Linked DNA regions of Homo sapiens: region 2 is linked to region 1. Evidence: read pairs that join two places in POLR2A ChIA-PET (ENCODE). Cell type or tissue: A673. All regions are shown on one strand.

Region 1 (8,000 bases):
TGGGACTAGTTGTAAGGTTGCTTCTTCAGTTTTAGTTGATCGCCACTTCTTCTGCACAACAGCAGAGTTCTATGGGACTGAATAATGCAACTAAACACAATTTGATTGGACACACATTTTTCCCAGAGCCATAGTTCAGCCTGTCACTGCTATGTCATGAAACTTCTCTGTCTCCATCCTAACCCTTCCCATGCCCCACTCACAGGCACGCTGGGCTTCAGTCACACCGACTGTCTGCCATTCCCACATCACAACAGGCTTGCTCAGATCACTTGCCCATTCATTTATGTTAGTCTCTCTGCCTGGAACTTCCTTCCTTCTCTTTTCCACCTAGAAAATGTGTATGTCTCCCTTAAGCTAAGCATAAAAGACATCTAGTTCTGGCCAAGATTCCCAAGTACAGTTAGTGACTCTCCTTTTTATGCTCCTGTAGTACTGATCAGTGATGGCATTTATCCAGCCTGTATGAATTCTTCTAGAATGTAAGGTGGACTTAGGTCTTTTTTTTTCCCCACAATGTTGTAGACATAGTACCTAATAGTGGTTGAAGTAATACATCTATGGCTGCATCTGACATTCCATGCTCTTAAAAGAGTATAGTGCCAGGAGGTTTCAGAGGCTCTGGCTATTGGAGGTGGCCTTCTCACTTTGGCCCACTTGGAGAAGGGCTCAGCCCTCAGAGAGACCGAGAGACCAGGCAGCCTTTATCAACCTCTCTCTCTCTTTTTTTTTTTTTTTTTGAGACAGAGTCTCGCTCTGTCGCCCAGGCTGGAGTGCAGTGGCACGATCTTGGCTCACTGCAAGCTCCGCCTCCCAGGTTCACACCATTCTCCTGCCTCAGCCTCCCGAGTGGCTGGGACTACAGGCGCCCGCCACCACACCTGGCTAATTTTTTGTATTTTTAGTAGAGACGGGGTTTCACCATGCTAGCCAAGATGGTCTTGATCTCCTGACGTTGTGATCCGCCCGCCTCGGACTCCCAAAGTGCTGTGATTACAGGTGTGAGCCACTGCCCCCGGCCTATCAACCACTCTTTAAGACACAAGAGGAGCTGGGGAGGGACAATGCTCTCTTTACAGACAAGCAAAGGCTGTCGGATCCTGCACTAGAAAACCTTATGCTATAATATAAAAAATTATAAAAAATGTCTCTGTTTTCCTGTTGTTAAAAAGAAGTCTTTTTTGACACAAGTCATTAATCTTCACCCCTTCTTGTTGCTCTCATCTACCAAACTCCCCCGCATTCCTGGTCATCCCCTGTCCAGGGCTTCTGCTTCCCTCTCCACCATGTCTACAAGCATCTTTCCAGGTGACTTGAGTATGAAATAAATTATCTATTTGATTCTCACTCTTTCACAACCTCCTCCTCTGTGATCTTTCTTCCACACCCAACTCAGCCACCCACTGTCATGGGTATGCCTGAACTTTGTCAAAAGATTTCCAAGATGATGGCTGTCCATTTTCATTTCTTTCTTTATCTTTTTTTTTTTTTTTTTTTTTTTTTTAAGACAGGGCCTTACTATGTTGTTCCGGCTGACCTCAAACACCTGGACTTGAGTGATCCTCTCGCCTCTGGAGTAGCTGGACTACTGGGCCACTAGCATGCCTGGCTTCAACCTTTTATTTTTATGCTCTCAATTCTCCTTGCTCCTGTTCTCACACGCTCTGATTTAGACCCCACCGTTATGTTATCTATGACTCTCATAAAACACCCTCGCCCCTGTGTCCCTCTCTCCACTCTCCTTCTCAATGAGAAAATGCTTAGCCTGCCAACTCTCAGCCAACCCCACGCAGCTTCTTTGTAACTACATGTTGCTGGATACACTTATACAGCTGAGATGTCTAAATATCTCTTCCAGTGTATGTCCAAAAGCATTGACAGACACTTAGATGAACCCAATATCCCATTCTCAGAGTAGGCTATTTCATGTCATCTCTCTCTTTCAACTTCTGGCACTCTCCTGGCCTCAACTCTCGGCTAATGACCTCACCTCATAGCTGAAAAAGGATGAACTAATGTCTTGAGATATATGCGCACTTACTATGAGTTTCTATTCAAAGACAGAAATATTCTGGCTTTACCTAAAGCCTGTTTTTCCTTGTGTGATGTATCTCATCCTCTCACAGGTACTCAGGAATTTCTTCTAGCAATATCTTTCACCTCCGCTTCATCTCAGTGTCTCACTCTTTGTTAGACTTTGTCCACTAGCTTTCCTGGCCTTATACATGTGTTAATATTATCCTTACAAAACATCAAACCTCATTGGACCCCACATCTCTCTCAAACAGTGCCTCCATTTCCTTTCTCCTTTTTACAACATGATCCCTGCTATTTCCATTTTTTTACATTGTATATTTTTCTTAACCTACTTCATTTCTATCTTTGTTGCCACCAATATAATGATTTTTTTATCGCTTACCAATGACTTTCATATTCTCAAATTTACTAGTTAATTATCTGTTCCTTATCTTACCCAACTATTCAGTAGCATTAGCAGCATTAGCCAGTGACTCTCTCTCAGACACTGCAGTCTCTGGGTGTCACAAAACCTTCCTGCTTTGGTCCTGTTCTTCTCGGCCTCCTTCGCTAATTCCTCATGTCTACCAGAACTCCACATATGTAAGTGTCCTGTATTTATCTCCCTTTGTTCCTTAGGTAATCTCATCTATTCCCCATCATCCTGTGCACAATGCATATTCTGAGGTCTCCCGAATTTATAGGTCCAGCTTTGACCACTTCTATTGGCCCTGCCCTCAGATATCTGCTCCGGGGTCATTAGTTCCATGTTTTTGTTTATCAGATGACTCTTGGACCCACACTCTATCAGATGACTCTTGGACCCACGCTCTATAGTTTTAAATGACAGCAGTCATTTAAAAGTCAAAAATGTCACAACGTTCTCCTGCTGTAAGCCTTCCAGTGGTTTAGGATTATAATTATATCTTCCTCACAACTTTCTAACCTTTCATGAATTTGCCACTGCCAACATCTCTCACTCTTATTTGCCATAGTTTAGCTATATTGGACTTCTTCATTTCAGTTTCAAAAATATAGTCTTCCTCCCACCTCTGTTTTTTGTTTGTTGGTTTCACTTTGGATAAACTACATTCAGAATACACTTTTCCTAAATTCCCACAGGACTAAGTCTTCCTTGTTTTTGTAGATTTCATTTCAATCATTACCTTCTCAAAGAGGTCAACCTTGACATTAGCCACCATCTACCTATCAATTTACTTTCAAACCTATTATGTATTATATTTTCTCTATAGCATTCAGTGTGATAATAAATTATTTCTTTATTCATATAGGTACATATTGCCATTTTTCCTTTGACTGGAACACAAACTCCGTGAAAGCAGGTGCATTTTCATCTTCAGCCTTTGAGCCCTAGGATAGTTCCAGGCACGGGAATGACATTCAACAAATATTTACTGAATAAGCAAATGAGAACATGGCTTGGCATATCAAATCAATTTTTGTCTATAAGTATTTATTGAATAAGTTAGGGGCCCAGGCCTGTACTTGGAGCTGGAAGCCCAGATGAAAATTCATGGTCCTTTCCTTCAAAGAGTCTAATCTGGAGAAGAGTTCTGAAAAAACAATGGTGAAGCTGCTCTGGGAAAAATGGACTTAACTCTGCCTTAGAAGAGCAGGGACAAGGTTCAGCTAGGACTTGAAGGAGGAGTGACATCTAACTGCCCAAAGGGATGGAGTAGGAGGCACGTGTCCTGGGCACAGACAAGGAAGCAAGCTGAATGTGCGGGTTCCCCACATGCTCTGGTGTCCCTGGCATGCAGCTTTCATCTACAGCTCTAGAAGGAGACTGCCAACAAGCCAGGCTACTGGGGGATTTCTCAATCTATGAAACAGTTTTACTACTGTGTCCTCCTCTAATTAATCATTTTGATTAAAATAAACACATTTATCATATATATTACAGGTACATAAATTTATGGTCAGGTGCCATGGCTCATGCCTGTAATCCCAGCACTGTGGGAGGCCAAGACAGGTCGATCAGGAGGTCAGGAGTTCGAGACCAGCCTGGCCAACATGACGAAACCCCGTCTCTACTAAAAATACTAAAATTAGCCAGGCGTGGTGGCCCAATGCCTGTAATCCCAGCTACTTGGGAGGCTGAGGCAGGAGAATTGCTTGAACCTGGGAGGCAGAGGCTGCAGTGAGCTGAGATTGTGCCACTGCACTCCAGCCTGGGCGACAGAACAAGACTCTGTCTCGAACAAAATAAAAATAAAAAAAAAATAAATGTATGTATATAAACTTTTATATAAAAATATATTTTTACATATATTAAATATATAATAGGAAATTTTCAGATAGAGTGCTTCTGTAATGAATTAGATATTCATTTATTTTTAAAACTTTATTTAAACTTGGCTTTCTAGAAATCCATTGAAAATAAAAATCAGGCACGAAGTCATTTTCAAGGCCTTTGCAGTTCACAGAAGCCCTGCAGTGTGGGGAGCAGCCTGGCTGCTGGATCCCCTCCCACTGCATGCTCGTGGCCCTGCTCTGCAACCAGAGGTTGCCCAAGACCCAAAAGGGCCCGTCTGGGGTTCAGAATTTTTTTGAAGAGAAAGTTTAAAAAGTTCAATGAGAAGGACAAGATGAATGATAAGGCACTCACCTTTTTATAGAAAAGCCATCCGGAGAAACTCATGTCAGCACTAGGCATTGAAGCCGAAAATGATATTCAGTCACAAACCTGGGAACTGAACCCAGCCCCCACCACGCAAAGCATGCATGCACAAAGAAACCCTATTCTTTGATGGATTCTTCTGCAGGGTCACCTTCATTCTGACCATTGACTTTCCCAAGCCTCTGTCTCTGTAACCAGAGCTGGCTCAATTATGTCCCATCAAAAAGAACAGATAGCAGGAAGGCCAGGTTCAGGGAGGGAGCTATAATTTTAGCAGCATTTCCTGTTATGAGTCTGACTTCTGATCCCTTGTGCTTGCACAGGTCAGGGAATTGCAGCAAATGGCATGCATGAGTCACTCTGTCTCCTGGGTCAAGCACAGGCTGTAGGCAGACGTCTGAAGGACTTTTCCCTTTTTAGCTCCAGGAATTACGCATCCAGTCCACTTTGCTCTCAAACATGTAGCTTGGGCAGGATTTCTCAGCAATTCATATGTATTTGAACTGACGTTTGTAAAACGACACAATAATGTCCTGTCGCATTTTTGTGTCTAATCAGAGCAGAATCGTTCTCAGGTGCTACTGACCTAAGAAAACATTTTGTTCAAACTTCTCATCTGGAACAAGAGGAAGGCCTGGGAAGAGTAAGAAAGTTTCCTAAATCAAATTACTAATTAATGACAGAGCCGAGGCCAGAACCCAGTGTGTAGACTTTCAAAACAGGCATGTTGTCTGTGTGTCTCCTAGGTCTCCTAGACTTCTACACACTGCCTCATCCATCAGACCACACTCAGACTTGGTTGTGACATGAGTCACCAGAAAATGGGGGCAGGGAAACACTTTTGTAAGGAATTCTGGAATAGAATTGCAGTATGTTAGATACTGGAGGCCCATGATTTAGCATTATAGTTAGAATTTATTTTCAGTGTTTGTAAAATACAAGGTAGTAGCTTCAGTGGTGGTTCCCAAACAATGCCACATCTTTCTGAATTGCCAGAGACTGTTTGAAAACTTCAGATTTCTGTGTCCCATCTGAGAACTAAACAGCAACCGCAGAGTGAAGAACATAAATTTCTCTTTTAGGATCCTTCACAATTCTAATGAATACCCAGGTTAGAAAACAATTTTATTAGATTACTGTAGATTCCTTATTCAATTTTAATATTCTGTGATGTTAATCAGTATTTTCCAAAATTTGCTCCTACTGGGAATCATTTTATTGTCAAGATTGAGGAGCAAAATGAAAATGAAAGATTGAGAACCTTTCAAGAAGTCTTTAATTGAAATTTTTTGTCAATATTTTCTCAATGTATTGAGATAAAGAACAATTTTTTTTTTTTTTTTGAGACAGAGTCTCACTCTGTTGCCCAGGCTGTAGTGCATTGGTGTGATCTCAGCTCACTGCAACATCTGTCGCCCAGGTTCAAGCGATTCTCCTGCCTCAGCCTCCCCAGTAGCTGGGACTACAGGTGTGTGCCACCACGCCTAGCTACTTTTTGTATTTTTAGTAGAGATGGGGTTTCATCATGTTGACCAGGCTGGTCTTGAACTCCTGACCTCAGGTGATCTGCTTCCTCGGCCTCCCAAAGTGCTGGGATTACAGGCGTGAGCCACAGAGCCTGGCCAAGAATAATTTTTTTTAAAGCAACAACTACTGGCACCTTAGAAACTAATGCTCCCCAGAAGACATTTTTAAAATAATCTAAATTATTAAAACAAGAAGTCTATATACAAATATAGAAACTTTATAGTTTTTAAAAATAAACATGCTCACTCTCTTAAAAACAGATAACTAAAACGGACTTACAAAACTATTCACTTAATCACAGAAAGATACATTTTCTCTTAAGTGCTGAGTGCTCAGAATTAACACTAGATTTCTGTGGTGTTGGGCTCTTTAAGGTAAATTTGTGCTATCTCCACCCGGAGAGGGGCTTCTCTTAGACCTCGCTTTTCTGGTAAAGGTGAAGAATAATGAGATCTCTCCTTTCTTTGAATAGTCAGGTGTTTACAAATGAGCAATCTCCAGCTATACCTTCCTCCTGGAGTTTGCTTTCTTTCTGCAGTTCACCTCGTTGGGTTTTAAATGTTTCCTCTGACTCCAGATGAAAGACTAGCTTGAAATAAATACCACACGCGGCCACAAAGCCCTTCTGTACAGAACTCTGTGCGCTGCTGACGGGTTTGGAATGAGAGTCAGGCTTGTGCAGAGGCATCCGGGGTCAGGCGCAGAATGACCCACTCCTCTGGTTTCACTTAAACTCACATTTTCTCCATGGAGATAACACACACCTCCAGATCTGGTTACTTGCTTCATGAGGGGATCTCATTTGTCCTCATGTAATATTTACCCTTGGAAAATGTCTTAAACTTAACTTTGTCCCCTTTATTTTAATAACACACATTTTAAAAAAGAGTCCTCTAACAAAAGAAGATGAGTGTACAGAAACCAGGTAAAAACCGGAAGTGCCAAATAATCATGTTCCTGATGATTTAATCAAAAGGACTGCTCTTTGTAAAAACAGGTCGAGGACTGCCGTTCTGTCCTTAGCATTCACAGCTGCAGGTGCTCACCAGGCCAGGGACGGCTCACAGCCTCTCCCGTAGTGCCCTGTCGCTGCCTCTTCATCTGACATGGACTTCCTGACTCCTCTACTGTTGTCTGCATTTGTTGTTGCTAAAGGGTTCACAGCAAAACACAAAAATAATTGAGCCTTTTTCTTTCTTCCTTCCTCCCTCCCTCCTGCCCTCCATCACTCCTTCTTTCCTTCCTTCCTTCCTCTCTCCTTTTCTTTCTCTTCCTTCCTCCTTTTCTTCCCCTTCCTTCCTCTCTCCCTCCCTCTTTCCTTCCTTCCTTCCTTCTTCTCTCCTTTTCTTTCTTTCTCTTCCTTCCTTTTCTTCCCCTTCCTTCCTCTCTCCCTCCCTCTTTCCTTCCTTCCTTCCTTCCTGCCTTCCTCTTTCTTTCCTTCCCTCCATTCTTCTTTCTCTCCCCTCCCTTCTTCCCTCCTTCCTGTCCATCTGTCCTCCCCTTTATCTATGCTTCCTTTCATCTTTCATCACTCTCCTCACTCCCCTTCTTTCCTGTATCTTTTCTTTCTTCTCTCCTACTTTCCTTTTTTCTTGCATTCCTCTCCCTCCCACCCTTCTCTTCTCCTTTCTTTCCTTTTCTTTCTCCCCCTCTCTCTTCATCTCTCTCCCCCCTTCCATCCTCCTCCCTCCTTCTCTTCCTTTCTTTCTTCTTCTTTCTTTCACGTGTACCTTTCTTCTTTCTTTCATCTATCCTTTCTACCTTCCTCCCTCTCTTCATTTCTTCCTTTCTTTTTTCCTTACTGCGTCTTTTCCTC
Region 2 (8,000 bases), 260 kb after region 1:
CAACCAGAGCCACAGTCTTCTTGAGGACCATGAAACTCTTGGAAGCCCCCAGAAATTGTCATCTTCCCAGAAATTGGATATTCTTTCTTCCTCCCCACAGTTGGACAAGGTTCTCCATCCTGTGAGCCAGGCATTGCACTAGACTCTGGATATATCAGGATGTGAAACCACAGTCCCTTCCTTCAAGGAGCACAGATGAATGGGGCAGGGTGTAGATAATAGCAGTACAATCTTATGTAATAGATACAATGCTGGGTGTTTTTCAGGACAAGGAGAGAAACACCTAAAAGATCAGGGGGAGGCGTTTTGGAGGAAGTGGGAGCGCAGCGTAGCCTTAAACAATGAATACAAGTCATTCAGGTCACTGGAGAGGGTGCCCAGCTTAAGCAGAGGCATGAAGATGAGAAATATCGGGAAGCAAGCAGAAAAATACAAGCAATAGTTGTCACGGAAGCAATGAAGCAGGGCATCTCCCACAATAAGGCCAGAAGGGAATATAGCAGCAAGAGAATGGAGATCACGTCCTCCAATATTAACACGGTCAGGCAAAGGAGGAAGCTCGAACAGGGCCCCCAAGGCAGTGGGGGAGGCAAGTGAGATTTAATCAGGAAGCTAAGACCATTCTATTTGCCTTCTGGATGTATCTGTTTGGTATTGAAACAAGAACATCTGCCTGACTGCGAGCACCGTGTTGTCTCTTAACACCAGACTCTGCCCAGTGGATCAGTCATCCTGGAGATTGACTCCAACTGGGGAATGGCTCAGAGTCATCAGAACAATTTGGTCATCATGACAGGGCTTCAGCCATACTGTTCCAAATACGCCCTCATCCCAGAGCCTGACATCACTCCCGGTCTCCTCTCCAACCCTTAGACCTGTCACTGGGGTCTGACATACACAAAGCTAAGCCCACCAGGGCTAGCACCTGCTGAAGTGCCCACCATGAGCCTAAGTCTGGCTCACATCTGCACTGATGTCATCACACAACACAAAACATGGCTGTATTCATTTTACAGGGCTCTGAATGGGTAGCTGACTTCACTGAGACTATAACCTAGATCTCATGGCCTTTCCAAGTTTACACCTGCATCTTGTCATCACCTTTTCTGTCCCAAAGCACAGAGTCCATGGGTAATTTTTAGGTGTGTCAAACACCAGGCCTTGTGCCAAGGACTCAGCAAACAAAGGTAAATAGGGCACAATTTTACCCCTAAGGAGTTTGAACCTGTCATGGCAAATACATAACCATCTTTTTCAATAAAGAACAGAAACACCAAGAGGTTATGTGATTTGCCCAACACCACAGGGCTTCCTGGTGCCGCTAGGACAGGTTCTGAACTAGAACTCAGCACTCCAGACCCCGTGGAATAGTCCATTGCCAGCATTCCATGATGAGTTCACAGACTATGGAGAGGAATCACCTCTGGGGACCTACTGAGCAGACTCGGGGCAGTTGCTGACACATCCGAGAGTCAGACCTAGTTTTCTCCTTGGCTGGATCCTCTCTAAAGCCATCTCCCTGATTTTAGAGTGGGCTTTATGACCCAGGTGCATGATCAGCCTAGCTCTTGCTTTTCAAAAAGGAATTAGGGAAATGCTGAAAGACACTCGGCAAATCAATCTGTCTGATAGCAGCGTCCAGCCTGGCAGACGGACTTGTTCTCATGCACACGGCAGAGACCTGTACCAGACGACCAGCATCTGAACCCCCGAGCCTTGTCTCACCTGAGCAGGGCTCCCTTTGTCACGGTGTCAGCGGCTCCGAGCCGTGAAGGTTCTGTGCTTCCAACGAGGCTCGTCTGGGAGGCATCAGCACAGCTTTTAGCTTCCTTTAGTGAGGCAGTCGTCAAAACACTGCCGGGACTGCAGAATGAAATCTGGATTTGAGAACCCTCTGCAGGGCTGCCAGGGGTGCTTGGCACTGCCTGGCGCCACCAGCCGGTCCAGCTCCAGCCAGACTGCTGACCTGGCACTGGCGCTGCGTGATATAACTCGCTCTCACGGGGAAGGTTTAACTGTCTCTTCCCCAAGCTCGGAGTCCTCCAGTCTCTGTAGGATGCATCTCTCTGTGATGCCCCTCTTCCCACACTCCGGGCTCCTCTCTGCCAGGGTTCCAGCCGTTCAGGGACTCACAGCCCAACCCCTGTAAACATGCCAGCCAAGAATTCATCATTTTTAGCAAAGTAATTATTAATCCCAAGGCTTCTGTTGAAGTCCTTCTCTTTTATTAGTGCTGCCAATTAAAATATATTTAAGCATAAAGATATTTATAAAGAGTCTAGTGTTTTTCCGTAAATACCTATCGATTGAAATCATTTTAAAAAAAAAAAATCTAGCAACTATTCCCTTATTCCTGTATAACACATTGTTCTCATTTAATTTATATGACTTTAAGACTTCATATGGAAAGGATATAGTTGACTGGGGAGACATGGATACAAAAAAAAGTAACCATGTAGGAAATTAATAATGCACATTGGAATATTAATCATGTCGTTGGAAGAATGCAAGAGACACATAAGAGCATAGAACTGAGACTAAGGAGACCTGGAGACCTGGGTTCCAGTTCCAGAAATAACACGAAATTAACTTTAAAGATTTGTGCAAGTTACTTGGTGCCTGGACGTGAGTAGCTCCCCGGCTTTCAAGCAGTTAGGTTGGTTGATTGCCAAAGTCCTTCCCAGCATCACCATTCTAATATATATTTTTAAGCCAAAACACATATACCTGTGGTTTTTAGAGGAAGTATAATACAGCCATTAGAACCACTGAAGACTCACAGGCTTCTAATCCTCACTGCCCCTTCTTAGCTCTGTGACCCGGACAAATTTTCTACAGAGTAGACACCTCAGTATCCCCGATTACAAGATGGGAGAACATTTGCTGTTACATGAGCTGATGCGTCGCTGTTAAGAATTAAATGAGCTAATTTATGCAAAACCAGCTGGAACATTGCTTCATCTATGGTTTTGCACAATAAATGTTAACTGTTATTATTACTCTATTCAATGGTCCTAATTCTACCACAACTATCTTACTAACTTACTAGTTGGCCAGTACTGGATATGCAGTACTTACTATATTTGTGTAGGAGTCATAGTCTTCATGTAACAGGGTCCTGCTAATGCTTTCAAAGATAAGGCCACATCTCTGTGTTAGAAGACAGATTTTTGGCTTAGGGAAAAAAAAATTTATTGAACACTTACTGTATGCCAGAGTACTCTCTAAAACATTTTTTTCTATATCATCTACATGTTTCAGGGCACTATGTAAAGTGTATTCCCTTTTAATAACAATTTAAAATACTCTCAATTATAAAACAAGGTGATTCCAATGCATAAAATGTACATACTTTGCCCAAAGCTATAGATGTGGTTAGTGTTAAATCCAGGAACCAGGAAGTCTAACTCAAAGTAATTCATCATGTCAATTGCCCAAGCTAAAGGGGGATTCAAATGTATACTGCTCAGGTGGTGGGTGCACCAAAATCTCACAAATCACCACTGAAGAACTTACTCATGTAACCAAACACCACCTGTTTCCCAAAAACCTGTGGAACTAAAAATAAAATTAAATAAAATAAAGGCGAATGCAAACAGAAAGTAGAAACTGAAAAGAGACTTTATAGGAGGGCAATAGAGATTGGTCTTTTTGTCTTCAATCTCTCACCTACAACTTTTTTTTTTTTTTTTTTTTTTGGAGACAGGGTCTCACTCTGTTAGCTGAGCTGGAGTGTGTGGTGCAACCATGTCCCACTGCAGCCTCAACTTCCCAGCTCAATCTTCCCACCTCAACCTCCCAAGTAGCTGGGATTACAGACACCATCATAGCTGGCTAACTTTTAAATTTTTCTTTTGTAGAGAAAAGATCTTATATTACCCAGGCTGGTCTCAAACTCCAGGGCTCAAGAGATTCTCCCACTTTGACCTCCCAAAGTGTTAGGATTACAACTGTGAGCCATAGTGCCTGGCCCCAACTTTTTATTGGTGCATGGACATTACAAAAAGTTTTAAAGTATGAGTCTTCAAAATACGTATTGATATGTACATCACATATACCCCACACTGAATAGTAATAATAGTAGCAACAACAACAACTGAGGACGGAAACCTAGAAGGAAAATGTCTCTCTTCCATCAGCCCCTTTCAGGATGATACCACTGATCTCTACTGAGAAAGCCTAACATTCTACCAGCTGACAGAGAGGAAATGTTTACAGGGCCCAGCTGCAAGATTTCACAGCAGGGCGAGAAGGGTGGATTTAAAGCTGAGAGGCAATAAATTGATGAGGGGAAGAGAACATGTAGATGACAGAAGGGTCCTCACCTCCCAAGAAAAGTCAGGATCCACAGCCAGCCTTAGAGGTTTTCTATTTTAATATTAAAATAAAGTAAAGCCTCCTTTTCCCTATGAATCTATCTGTCATTCATTTAATCAAAAATTTACATTGAAATGTTTAATAAGATGGCTGCGGTGCTGAACATCCTTTACAGATATCAAAAGATGCCTTAATGTCCATCTTAGGTGTTCATTCCCTGGTAAAGGGGATCTCCATTTCCTTCTAATCAGTTCCTACTAGTTCTCGGCATTATTAAATGTATATTTTTCAGTCTACGTTTTTTTATATGATTTTGCACAAGCTGTTCCCCTTTCTATAGAATTTTTATGTGAAGTCCAGGTGAGTTCATGACTCCCACCCTATTCCATCTCTATTTGTTCTACACATTTAGATTATTACATTTAAGTCACCCTGTTATATTTATTTACCTATCTATTTCTCTTGTGAGTCTCTTAGTGACAAAAGCAATGTCTTAGTCGTCTTTGTTTCCCTGAATTTTCATCCAGTGTTTCTTAACCTTTGCACATATTGAAATATGTGAGTGGGTCATTCTTCTTTGTAGGGGGACTGACCTGGGCATTGTACGATTTCAGCAGCATCCCTGGCTTCTACCCACTAGATGCCAGTAACATCCTCTTAGTTGAGCCAACCGGAAATCTCCCCAGCCGTTGCTCAACATCTCTCGGGTGGCAAAATCAATGCCACTTGAGAATCACTACATTAGTATGATTACTAGGTCAGAATTAATACTAAACAACTTGGTCATTGAAAAAAATATCAAATTACAATAGAATCCGTTAAATATAATATAAGCTGCAGTCATTTGACAACTAATATGTCTCAATTTAGTTCTGTAGGAAAGAGCAAACTACAAATTCATTTATTTATTCATTTAATTAGTAAATTGAATGAACATACTGACTACTTATTCCATTGTAAGTGCTTTCCTAGCCCTGAATGTAGAGAAGTAAGAAAATTAAATTTCTGTCCTTGCTGGGGTTATCTGATAAAAAGTCTTCCACCTACACACACAAATATACATATATTCTTAGCTAACAAATCCAGCCATCCATCTATGCATGTATTAATTTATTTCACAAATAACTGCTGCTCCTGCTTTGTGCTGGACACCACCATGGCTGTGCTGGGGATATGGAGCTTGATAAGACACAATTCCTGTCTTCAGGCAACCATAGGCAAAGAAAATCTAGTAAACAATTGGGTGCAAGAAAATATTTATTTATGCAATAAACATTTAGGTACAGTGCTACCTACTGATATGATATTGAGCAAAGTTGATACAGTCTCATGCAGCTAACAGTCTAGGAATGAAGACAGACAGGAAGAACATTCTAGTAGAAGCGAGAAGGACCATGGAAGTCCAGGGTGGGTCCACCTGTCTGAGATCAGGGAGTATTTGTGGTGATTTTAACACATGCTCATCAGTTCTCTGACACTCCTTCCACAAAAAGTAGGGTCTGTATCACCTCATCTCTTAAGTTGACTTGAGTGACCCACTTCTAATAGGATGTGGCAGCAATGGAGCCATGTGACTCCTGAGGTTAGAGATAAAAGTTAATATGGCTCTGCTTGGTTTTCTCTATTTTGGGGCTCACCATGGAACTCAGCCAGGATACTGTAAGAAAGTTCAGGCCACATGGCTAGGCTGTGTGTAGGCATCCCAGCTGGCAGTGCTAGCTGAGGCCACAGCCAATGGCCCCATGAACCACCAGACATGTGAGTGGATGAGCTTTTACGCAAGTCCAGCCTTCAAGTTGCTCTGTCTGGGGCTAACTGGAGCAGAAAGGAGCTATCCTCACCAAGCCCTGCCCCAACTGCAGATTTGTGAATAAAAGAAATATTATTGGTTTAAGCCACTGAGTTATGGGATGGTTTGTTATGCAGCCCATGTTTAGTACCTAAACAATATAATGGATTGGATTAAAAGTTGCCCAACTGTGGTGGGTGCACAGAGTCTATATTGAGTAGTTCAAAAAAGATTTCATGAGTTGGTGATATGAGTCCAGTCTTGGAATATGAATGTGTGCACCAGTGAGTATTAGCCAGGCAGAGGAGGGCAGAAATGAAGATAAGAAGTCACATGTCTATTCTTTGAAGTGTGAGCATTTCAGTTTGTTAAGACCGTGGAGGACAGCACTGGAATGGAAGAATCAAAATAAAGAAAGTTAATTTGTTAGCTTAATTTAACATCAATACGGTTAGTTTGTTGACTAACAAAATAAAGCTAGATTCAAATATGGAAAGCCCTTACAACTAGTTTTACTATTATGACAAAATACACAAAATATAAAATGTATCATTTCAACAGGGTACAATTCAGTGGCATTCAATCCACTCAGAACGATGTGCAGGCAACCATCAGCAGTATTGAGTTCCAAAACATTTCCATCACCTTCAAAAAAATCCCTGTACCCATAAAGCAGTCACCCTCCCCAATAGTCCCTGCTAACGAATAATCTCTTTTCTTTCTCTATGAATTTGCCTGGATATTTCATTTATAATTGACCCTCTAACAATGTAGGGGTCAGGGGTGCCAACTCCCTGAAACTTTTTACAGCCAGAAATCTGCATATAACTTTTGACTCCCCAAAAAACTTAATTCCTAGTAGCCTATTTTGACCAGAAGCCTTACTGATAACAAAGTCAATTAGCACATATGCTGCATATTATATGTATTACATATGGTATTCTTATAATAAAATAAACTAGAGAAAAGAAAAATTCTTATTCAGAAAATCACAAAAAAAGAGAACAATATATTTACTCGTCGTTAAATAAAACTGGATCATCATGAAGGCCTTCATTTCAGTCTGCTGACTTTCCCTTTTGCAGACATAAATGGTTTATTCATAGATGAGGTTGTGCTTGTGAAGACAGGGCAAGCCCGTGTGGTGTTTTTGTGAGTGGCTGCTATTCCCAGTGCTAGATGGGACTCTCATCCTTCCTAATGACCCATCCGAGTGGACTGCAGGGAAAGTCCCCAGTATCCCACTTCCCGTGCTTTCAGAAATGGGGGCTCCCTGGGGCAAAATGTACCCTTTACTAAAATAGAAGCAAGCCACAGTGTTCCCTTTGGGAGACAGGGGGAGGGAAAATGCAGATTTGGGTGCTGGGTAGAGAACAACAGCCCTCTCGGCATTGGTATCTTGGCTCAGAAAGCTGAGTGCTGCCCTGGAAGTGACCTGCTCACACCCAGCCACCCTCATCTTTCATCCAGTAATTGCCTGCGTGTCCATTGCCACCACTGGCATCCAGGCTCAGGGCAGCCTTCCGAGGGACACAGGACATGCTTTTCCTCAAGGGTTCCAAGGCAGATTCAGAAAAGATGAACAATGCCCATGAATATTTAATGAAGACATTAATGTGGCAAAGCAAGGAATTCCTAGCATGTGAGGGTGAGGTCCCAACCAGCTGATTTTAATTTTCTTTGTCGGGTGAGATGTTTTTCTTTCTGGCATCTCTAATCTGAAGTCAGATACAGATAAAAAATACTAAACACAGACCATCTGATCAGCACTGCACAAGACATTCTGAAAAGCTACGCAGTAACGTTTTAACAAGAACCTGTAAGGTATTTATTACTATATATATGCCATAGATGAGCAAACCAAGAGTCAAGGAGTTTAAGTAAATTGCTCAAT

The links. Peaks named below come from ENCODE experiments on the same cell type or tissue, not always from the same donor. Only the 100,000 strongest peaks of a DNase experiment are listed, where the experiment ranks them.
Region 2: POLR2A ChIA-PET joins it to region 1 with 10 read pairs; 2 of 35 experiments call an interaction of 5 or more read pairs at or near these places.

Annotation. Positions count from the first base shown.
Region 1 is chr2:6,183,953-6,191,952 of GRCh38, reverse strand. No RefSeq gene overlaps it. Among named protein-coding and RNA genes, the nearest start is that of LINC01247, 190 kb to the left of the region's middle. In A673, no CTCF peak of the experiment used is centred here; no DNase peak of the experiment used is centred here.
Region 2 is chr2:5,926,647-5,934,646 of GRCh38, reverse strand. It overlaps SILC1 (sciatic injury induced lincRNA upregulator of SOX11), which reads right to left and starts at 1,960. Exons shown (of 2, transcript NR_026832.1): 1 at 1,726-1,960. In A673, no CTCF peak of the experiment used is centred here; no DNase peak of the experiment used is centred here.